2 separate regions of the Homo sapiens genome follow, and region 1 is linked to region 2. Evidence: chromatin contacts called from ENCODE Hi-C or POLR2A ChIA-PET data. All regions are on one chromosome and are shown on one strand. Each heading gives the region's core, a stretch centred on a gene start or an enhancer-like site at or near the end of the contact. The rest is flanking DNA. Distances are from core to core; before and after follow the strand shown. Region 1 overlaps ANKRD44 (ankyrin repeat domain 44). Region 2 overlaps ANKRD44 (ankyrin repeat domain 44).

Region 1 (4,466 bases), core at 1,468-3,967, 86 kb before region 2:
CGTTATTTACAATAGCAAAGACATGGAATCAACCTAAATTCCCATCAACAGTAGACTGGATAAAGACAGTATGGTACATAGATACCATGGAATACTATGCAGCCATAAAAAAGAACTAGATCATGTCCTTTGTAGGAACATGGATACAGCTGGAGGACATAATCTTTAGCAAACAAACACAGGAGCAAGAAACCAAATACTGCATGTTCTCACTTATAAGGGGGAGCTAAATGATGAGAACACATGGACACAAAGAGGGGAACTACAGACACTGGGGCCTACTTAAGGGTGGAGGGTGGGAGGAGGGAGAAAATAAGAAAAAATAACTATTTGGTAAAAGGCTTAGTACCTGGGTGGCAAAATGATCTGTACAGCAAACCCCCATGACACAAATTTACCTATATAGCAAACCTGCACATGTACCCCTGAACCTAAAAGTTTTTTTAAAAACCCCAAAACAAGTATTAAATGAAGAAGTGGGGTTTTGAGGGGGATGCTTTTTCTCATATATTTTCCCTCTTTCTGTAGGAACCCAATATCTTAACAGTCTTTAAAACTCCAATTTCCTTGGGTATTAGATGTTAGGAAAGCAAACCAATTAACTTACATGCACTAGGAGGTGAATTTCTAAGACTTTCACATTGCCATGCCAATCTTCTTCCTCATCTCCCAACACAAATAGCCGTCTTCGCAGGGGTCATCCTTTTAACAAATTGTCCCTGACTCTGTGCTTTGTGCTAGAGTTATGTTGACAAAGAGACACACATCTGGTAGCTCTTCATAGGTTATTTGAGCTTCTGAGCAGGAATTGTGCAAGGAGATCATTTTTGACTCCACCATCCCAGCCTATGCTTCTGGCCTGTGGAGGGAATGGAGAGAGTAAATGAGTATGTGTGGTCCTCTGGCCTTCACTACCGGTCCAGGGACTTTGTCCTCTGGGCGCTGGAGTAGGATTGAAGAAGATGGGGGGCCATCTGGACCAGCTGATTTGTGAGGCTGATGAAATGTGTCTTTGGCGCCTCCTCCTGTCTACTCAAGCAATTACAGTGATTATACATATCATTAAATATGTATCATTAAATTTGATGTATATTTTCTTTGACTCTGACACTCAGCTTGGTCTGCGTTTACTTTGGCATTCATGGTTTGTGGCTCCTGTCTGTGATCGTAAGCATGGAATTTATAAACCACTTTGTGTTCAGTCCGTTTTGCTGTAATCAAAAATAAACAGAAATTATTATAGTTGTTTTAACTTTACTTCTATTATACAGACTTATATTTAATTAGTTCCATGAGGAAAAAAGACTTCTAAAAGGTAGTATGAACCCCTTAGCCTTGATAGAAATAGCCAAGGTTGAGAATTCTGCCAAGTCTACCTATTTAGGCCAGTATTCTCAGCTGGTCTTGATCAAAGACGTTCGTACTATGTGTGCAAGCAAAAATCTGCCCACAAACATGTACTGAGAGCTGTGATCAGTCATATTCAATTGGGCTCAAAATATCAAAGCAAAGTGGGGGAGACTTGGCTAATAAAGCTTCTTGTGTATGTTTGAGTGGAGGAAGGGTATTGGCAAAGGAAAGTTCCAGACCTCCCTTTTCCTCTATCTGAAATGTATTCTTACTGGCTCTGAAAAGAAAAATCAAGGAATCATGCCCCTATTTGGAATTTTTGAGTTTATATTGGTTTATTTTATATTTTTTACAATATTAAAGATTTGTCCATGAACATAAAGATCTTTGAGGCTTTTTTATTGAAATGGAAAAATGTGTGTGCCAATGTAATTATGTAAATTGTCTACAAAACTTAGAGAGATTGAAAACTCTAGGCCTCTGATTACTTTCAGGCTGAGATTTTTTCATGCCAAATCACTTGGAATTTGGCTGCTTCTCTGAATCTTCTCCCCTGTTCAATGATAGGAATGAACTTGAACTTCAACTGTGAGAATAAGTAGGGGTGACAAATGCCCCTACTTACATATTCTAGGAGCTTCTGGGATTCTCTGAAGAAAGACTGAAAGCAACTGTGTCTTGGGCAACTCAACACTAAAATTATGCTGCTTTCAAATAAACGACTCAATGTTTTAGGTTGTTTCTTGTGTTTATCACCGGACTTTAGAAAACCATTACCACCCGGCTCTGAATAACTATATGTGTCTGTATAAGACAGACTTATGGCCAGGTGCAGTGGCTCACAGCTTATAATCCCATCACTTTGGGAGGCTGAGGTGGGAGGATTGCTTGAGTCCAGGAATTCAAGACCAACCTGGGCAACATAGCAAGACCTTGTCTCTACAAAAGTATTTTTAAAATTAGCCAGGTATGGTGATGTGATGTGCACCTGTAGTCCTAGCTACTCAGGAGGCGGAGGCATGAAGATTGCTTGAGCCCAGGAGTTTGAGGTTTCAGTGACCTATGATTGCACCACTGCAGTACAGCCTGGGTGACAGAACAAGACCCCATCTCTTAGAAAAATAATATGGACTTACATTGGCAATGTGTCATTACGCCTCTCAAGACTAAGAAAGCAGGTAGAGAAAAGCATTTAAAAAAGGAAAACTACTGGGTGGTCATCTAAGGACAAGAAAATGAAAAATCAGTAAATTTGAACCCCAGCTCCAAACAAGTCTCTGATGATTGTTTTCTCTCCTCAGAGGTCCTGCTAAGAGAAGGACTTGGGTTGTGCCTGACCTCCCAGCAGGCAGCCTGCCAAGGGGCAGTGTTCTCTGGAAACCTCAACAATGCTGGTCTTGTGTTTTCTTCTATTTAATTCAGTTGGAGAGAAACATAAAATCCTATGAGGAACTCTCATTAAGGGCGAGGGTGGGGGTGAGCATGGATATTTTGATACCACTGGCATCCTCTCAGATGTGAATATAAGTTCACAAATTTTGAGTTAGAATTTGGATGTAAATCTATATCCAAAACAGTGGAATAGACAATTTTTTATGATAAGATGTTCCATTTTTTTTGTAATGTGGCAGAAAAAATTTTGGGGGCTTTACCATGAATGAATTTGGCAGCTGATGAAAGAACAATTCAACAGGATGTGTTAAAATAGAACATTTCAGTTTTGCCTTCAGTTGAGGGCCTAGGACACTGGGGCATTGCCTCCACATTTCAAAGTGAGATACTGGTGCTTCAACTCATGGCCCCCTTCCCCATTTCTAAAGTCACAGTTGGAAAGAACAAGAAGTTAGAGATTAGAGAGAAGGCTTCTTTGGAGCTAGCTCTGCTGTGAATTCTACCACCCCTCATAGTGGAGGAGATAGAATGCCTTCTCTTGACCCCAACCTTAAGGGAGGGAAGCTTCAGGGAGATTGCTTAGATATCTTATTTGTGTCCCACACAATTTAGGGAGCATGCCAGACTGGTATATGATAAATCTGAAGACTAAATGGCTCTGACCAGAACTTGCTGGCCAGGCAGCTAAATAAGAAGAAGGCTGTGTTTGGGAAATCACTCCACTCTCAGAAATGATGGGTCAAAGTATATATTTCCCAATGTCCAAATGTGAGCCAAGGGCCAGAGCTAGCCTGGGGTTCTCCTTGATCCCACTCGGGAAGGCTGCGTGGAAGAGTCAGGAGACCCAGGATTCCTAGTGTGGAGAGGGGAATATAAGTTACCAGCAGGAAGGTCCATTCACCCAGGCAGAGGCACTGCAGGTGAGACACCCCAGTGATGGTGGAGAACCTAATTCAGCATCTAAGAGAGGGACAATTGTAAACATCTGGCCTGGTCAGAAGACATCACTGCCAGAAGGGTGCCAGTCAGACCATTGTCCCTGCTCCTAATGTGTCTTCCTTTGCCTATCCCCTTTAGAACTGGAGGAGGCAGAGGCAGATGAGGAGGAGGAGAAGCCCTAGGTTGGGGAACAGAGAAGTCAGCCATGTCTCGTTACCCACTCAGTCTTTAGGGGAAGGCGGGAAGGAGTTTTAATAAGTTTAACAATGTTAGGAGTCTGTGATTGTCATACTGGAACAGATGTATTGATTGCTGACATGAAGTTATGTTTTAAACTAAAGTGCCTAGAGAACTCTTTATTATTTGTTGGAGATTTTGCATGAAGTGGCAGGAAAAGAAGTAACCTCATAAAGGAGATCGGACCTAGTATAGGGAAAAAGAGAATAAATGTATTATTTGATTATATCCATGACTCGCTGGTTCAGTAAATAGCTAAACACTTAGTCATTGTTTCAGGAAAAAATTAATGCTGAGCTCTAAGGAAAAATAAACTATTATCCTTTAAACATTTGCGGATTTAAATATCAACTTATAAGGCATTAGGTTCTAATACTGTCAGGCACTTATCAGGTGCCAAAAGTTGTTGAACAAGTGAAATACACTGTGAGTGACTAAGCTTTATTTAGTGATAAAACATCAATGCTAATTTTTAAGTATATAGCAACTGTCCTGTTTGTTAGGAAGGTATTTCATAGAAGATGGCAGGTGAGAAAAGAAATGAAAAT
Region 2 (4,855 bases), core at 84-2,583:
TCTTTCTGTGTACCAGTCTTTGTTGTATTTTATATTTCTTAGGACACAGATTTCTAGTTGACCACTTAACATTTGTAACTGATGATGTGCTGACCTTTTTTTTTTTTTTTGCCAAACTAGAGAAAATGTCCATATACTTTTGCTGTAAATGTGTTTATATTTATTTGAAATGAAACAAATGGTGAGGAAACATCCATTATTTGTTCTCTATTTTAATTGCTATGTATCTTATTTAGAATAACAAAAAAAAAGTGAAAAAAAAAACACTTGACCCTGGGCTAGCCAAAAGCCCAAGGGCCAAACCTAGCATTTCCACTGCTAAGGTTTCCAGATGACCCTCAGGTTCTTCCGCGTTGGTTAGAGAGGGCTACGCATCTTCTACTGCTCAGCCACAGTCTGTAGCCAGCTTAGAGCTTAGAAGACATTGCAGTCTGGATGCCCTTCTGCGAGATGAAAACTCAGATGTGTAGTGGATCATATACACAAAGGCAGCACAAAGAAATATCTAGAAATTACCCTAAGTACACTGAAAAGCTCACATAGTCTCAGTAACCTGATGAGAAATGATGGCAGTGTGTGGGCACATGTGCCAAAAGGAGAAATAAAAATCACCAGCTCAAGTGCTATTTTCTACTTGAGGAAGAGACAGAAAAGAAATGTGTCGAATTAGAGCAGTACTCTCTGACGTTTTATAATGAGTTCCATTTCCACCCTGGAAATTGCTATTTTATAGTGTATGTGAGATATTTCAAAAATAATGTTCTATCATATCTGGATCAAAGACAGATAACTGTATTATATTTTTCATCTAGCTATAAAACTTTAATCTTACTCTTAATATCCTGGATTTAATTAAAACTCCTGTTGGGTTCTTCACAAATGAGAACTTGTTCAAAGGATTTATTGAACTGGTATTGATTTCACTGAAAATTTTCCACACCACCACCATTGTTTTTTTGAATTCTTGGTGTTGTGCTTCCCACCTTCTGTCCTTTTCGTTTGTTTAGAGAAGATGAATTTTTAAAAAGCAGATAAATTGCTAATGAGCAATAATGACCTTATCTTTACCAAAACACTGAAAATTAAGAGAGGTTCAGTGTTGAAGAAGCACAATATGCTGCGGTGTCTTTTTCTAGAAGTGAATGGAAATCTTGCTCAGTTGGCATTTCAAGCAGGAAATGAAATGCTTGCTTTAATGGCAAAGCAGCGTTAACATTTTTCCTGTCGTGTAGCAGAGAGTACAAGAATCATTTCAGCAAAGCAGTGACTCACCATGAGACGTTATCTCCATGGAGCTGCGTTTTGACTTTTCCCACTCTCTTACTCATAGAAGGAGGACAAAGGAACGAAATGAAATCATGCTCACAATGAACTGTTCATTACATCAACTGATCTCTCTCTCTCTCTCTTCCTCTCTTTCTCTTTCTCCCATACCCCAAGGCAAAATTTTTTTAAAGAAATGACTTTAAAAACTATCATTTCTGTATTTTAATTACATCTCTTAGAAATAAAATTATGTTTGCACCATAGCTTTCTAAGAAAAAAAAATGTGTTTTTAACTGAGTCTTAGTTGCTTAGTGCTTTTATTTGTGTTATTTTTAGACTGTATTTTAACCACAACTACAAGGATCATGTTTCATTGCACTTACTTATTTGCCAGTGTCTGCCTGTCTTTGCTAAATACATTACTATCTCCAAATTGCCTAAAATCTGCTATGATTCTACAGTAAATAGCTCAGGGTATTTCTATTTATCACTACTAAAAGGGCACCATAGTATGTTTTGGTACTTTAGGCAGTAAACACTGCTTGGTTTATCATTTTGTTATTAAATTAGAACAAGAACATCAAATGGATTTGCTGCACTAGTTATTCTTTGTACTGTTGAGCAACTTGGTGTGCTTATATGTTGTGTTGGTTGAAGAACTCATCCGTTTTATTGTCTTGTAATATGAAGTTAGAGTGCCTTTTTATATTTGTATATTCTGAAAATGTTCTGTGGAATGTTTTGTATTTTTTCATTTGAGTGTTATCAGAGCAATATGATACCAGTGAGTTTTCATTTCAACTTTTCTTTGAATGTATAAAGTGTCTTTTTTCCTATTTCCCCTTGTACTTGCATTGAAATGAATATGAAAATGCTTAAGTTTTCTATAGGAATTGTTTGATTTTGCAGTGCTAAAATGCTTTCGTCTTACGAAACTATAAACCATAGGTCAGTATTATAGGGGAAAAGCATTTTAAGATAGTGACAATCTGAGTGTTTGTATAAAATGTAATTCTATGCGTTTCTTATGTGATCTAAAAATTCAATGCAAATATCTTTTATTTGGTAGTTTTGTCTACATATTTTATGCTCTAGCATGTGCAATATATCTTTGTAAAGCACGATGATACAAATCTGGTGCCAGTGTTATATTTTGCATAACATATTTGTAACAGCATAAAATATTGTTTGATGATTTCAGTGGGATTTTGTCTATAATGTTTTCTTATGTAAATTGGAGTTGAATGACTCTGGTAAATGTCATGACTGTAAAAATGGGGAAAATGACTTTTAGTTCAGTGAATGACTTTGAAACAATCTGAATCTTCTCAAGCACAGTTTAATACTTTTGCAACTACTGAATGCTCTAATAACGTAATGAAGTACTTAACTGTAATATACTATGGAAATGCATTCAGATGGTTATTTTTACAAATAAAAACGGTACAAATATTGTTGGAATTTGTGTTTTAATTTTTCCAATTTATGCTTTTTCTAAATTATGCTAATTTAAATCTTTGCACCCCCTCAAGCCAAATTAACTTTAAATTTAGAAAATAATCAAGATAAAAGTGTATCTCCAGATTCACGATTTATGTTTGTGTTATCACAATTAGAGAAAAAATTCAAACATATATGCTTGTGTTTATTATATGTATTTATGCTTCCAACTTTTTTCCATAAAGGGTTTTGTTTTGTTTTGTTTTGTTTTGTTTTTTTCTGCTCTGTTGTCCAGGCTGATGGGCAGTTGTGAGATCTCGGCTCACTGCAGCCTCGACCTCCTGGGCTGAAGTAATCTTCCTACCTCAGCCTCCCGAGTAGCTGGGACTACAGATGTGCACCACTATGCCTAGCTAATTTTGTTTTTTTGTAGAGATGGGGTCTCACTATATTGCCCAGGCTGGCCCATAAAGGATTTGAGCTGGGTTATGACAAAAGACGTGATAAACTAGAAATAGAAAAATGAGAACAGAGAAAAAGAATACAAACAGATAAAGGAACCATAAAATTTAAAACAGTATCTGTGACTGAACTTGTGTTTGCTCTCAGCTTCCTTGCAGCCAAGGTAAGAGGAGAAATGTGATCAGTTATATAGTCCACATCAAAAAAGAGGAAGCTTATTAGGTCCTCAAAATTGTGAAATCAACCATGCCTAACTTTGGTATTGTCACCATTACCCTTCAGGGACTTTATAACAACACAAGAACCTCCATCTCTGCACTATCCTTAAAGGTATCCATAGAATTTCCTTCCCCATCTATCTCACCATCCAAAATTTTTCATCTTGAGTAGTAACTTCAGGGACAGTCTCTGGAAGCACTAAGGAACAAATTCCTAATGATGGAGTTTCCAGCTATTGACGAAGAGACTTGGGGGTGGTGCCTGCCTGAGTTCCCCAAATCAAGTAGTATAGAATGTTAGCAGTTATTACAGTCCAGCCCAGTCACATCACCAGCTCTTTCAGGAAGAAACTGAATCCTAGAGAAGTTATACAACTTGAATTTTTGAAGATAGTGATCTGATGATACCACATCTGCCTCTAGATGTTCTCTCTTCGATGCCATCTTGCCATATAATGTTTTGTTTTTTTCTGCCAGAAATGTTAAGGGAGGTTTTGTACTCAGCCCTGCCTCCCTTCTTATTCAAATATACAAATCTGGGTGCTTTTCAATCTTAAAGAATGTAAAACAGGAGTCACACCACAAGTGAGTGCTTCCTGTTGTTTAGAGTAGACTGGGTATATTAGTTATCTATTGCTGTGTAACAAATTACCCCAAAACTTAGTGGCTTAAAACAACAAATGTTTCCTAACCCACAGTTTCTATGAGTCAGCCCTAGTTTAGCTGGGTCTTCTGTTCCAGGGTCTCTCACAGCCTGTAATCATGGTGTTGGCCTGGGAACGATCCATTTCTAAGTTCACTCATATGGTTGTTGGCAGGATTCTTCTCATGGGTTGTTACACTGAGGGCCTCAGTTCCTTGATGGCTGTTGGCTGCCGTCCGTTCCTTGCCAGATGGGCCTTCCCATAGGGAAGCTCACAACATGGCAGCTTGCCTTGCGGGCGAGCAGGCTGAGAAAAGCCAGGGAGACAAAGAGCAAGACAGAGTCACAGATTTTTGCAACTGAATTTCAGAAGTGATATTTCATCATTTTTCTCATATTCTATTCATGAGAAGCAAGTTACTAAGTCCAATCTATACTCAAGGGCAAGGGATTCCCCAAGGGTGTGAACAGCAGGAACAGCAATTACTAGGAGCCATTTTTGGAAGCTACTCGCCACCCTGGTCTATCACGGTGTCCTTTGAGGCTGTAACATCATACTAATACACCTTCTTCCCAGTCATTGCTAAGGAAATTGCTTGCTTGACTGACTGAACTCACCCTTTCAAGGAAAATGTAGAGATCCCTAATTTTAATTGTGTTCTCATAAGCAGAGAAATGTGATAATGGCCTCCACTGTGGTAATTATATTTTTGAACATTGATGTGGCACTTTGTCTTCAAACTGCTTGTCAAAGGTTCCTTCACGCTAATTCCATTTGGTAGGTTTAGATCCCTGTATAAGTATCCCTCACTTAACACACTTAATG

What was found. A loop is a pair of places that touch in the nucleus more often than their neighbours do. ChIA-PET counts read pairs that join two places held with the same protein, here RNA polymerase II (POLR2A). Pooled maps may share reads with other maps.
Region 1: a pooled map shows a loop between it and region 2 (4-fold over the local background). The contact joins two enhancer-like sites. A Hi-C loop is called at or near these places in 2 of 50 pooled maps. POLR2A ChIA-PET finds 5 or more read pairs at or near these places in 2 of 52 experiments (OCI-LY7 and T-cell).

What each region holds. Positions count from the first base shown.
Region 1 is chr2:197,072,487-197,076,952 of GRCh38, reverse strand. The region is part of intron 16 of ANKRD44 (ankyrin repeat domain 44); the gene reads left to right. Among named protein-coding and RNA genes, the nearest start is that of ANKRD44-AS1, 120 kb to the left of the region's middle. Within about 2 kb of position 2,717, at least 5 of the 41 ENCODE cell types and tissues checked have a DNase peak (open chromatin) inside an H3K27ac peak, as active enhancers do.
Region 2 is chr2:196,984,534-196,989,388 of GRCh38, reverse strand. It overlaps ANKRD44 (ankyrin repeat domain 44), which reads left to right. Exons shown (of 28, transcript NM_001195144.2): 28 at 1-2,727. Among named protein-coding and RNA genes, the nearest start is that of PGAP1, 60 kb to the right of the region's middle. Within about 2 kb of position 1,333, at least 14 of the 41 ENCODE cell types and tissues checked have a DNase peak (open chromatin) inside an H3K27ac peak, as active enhancers do.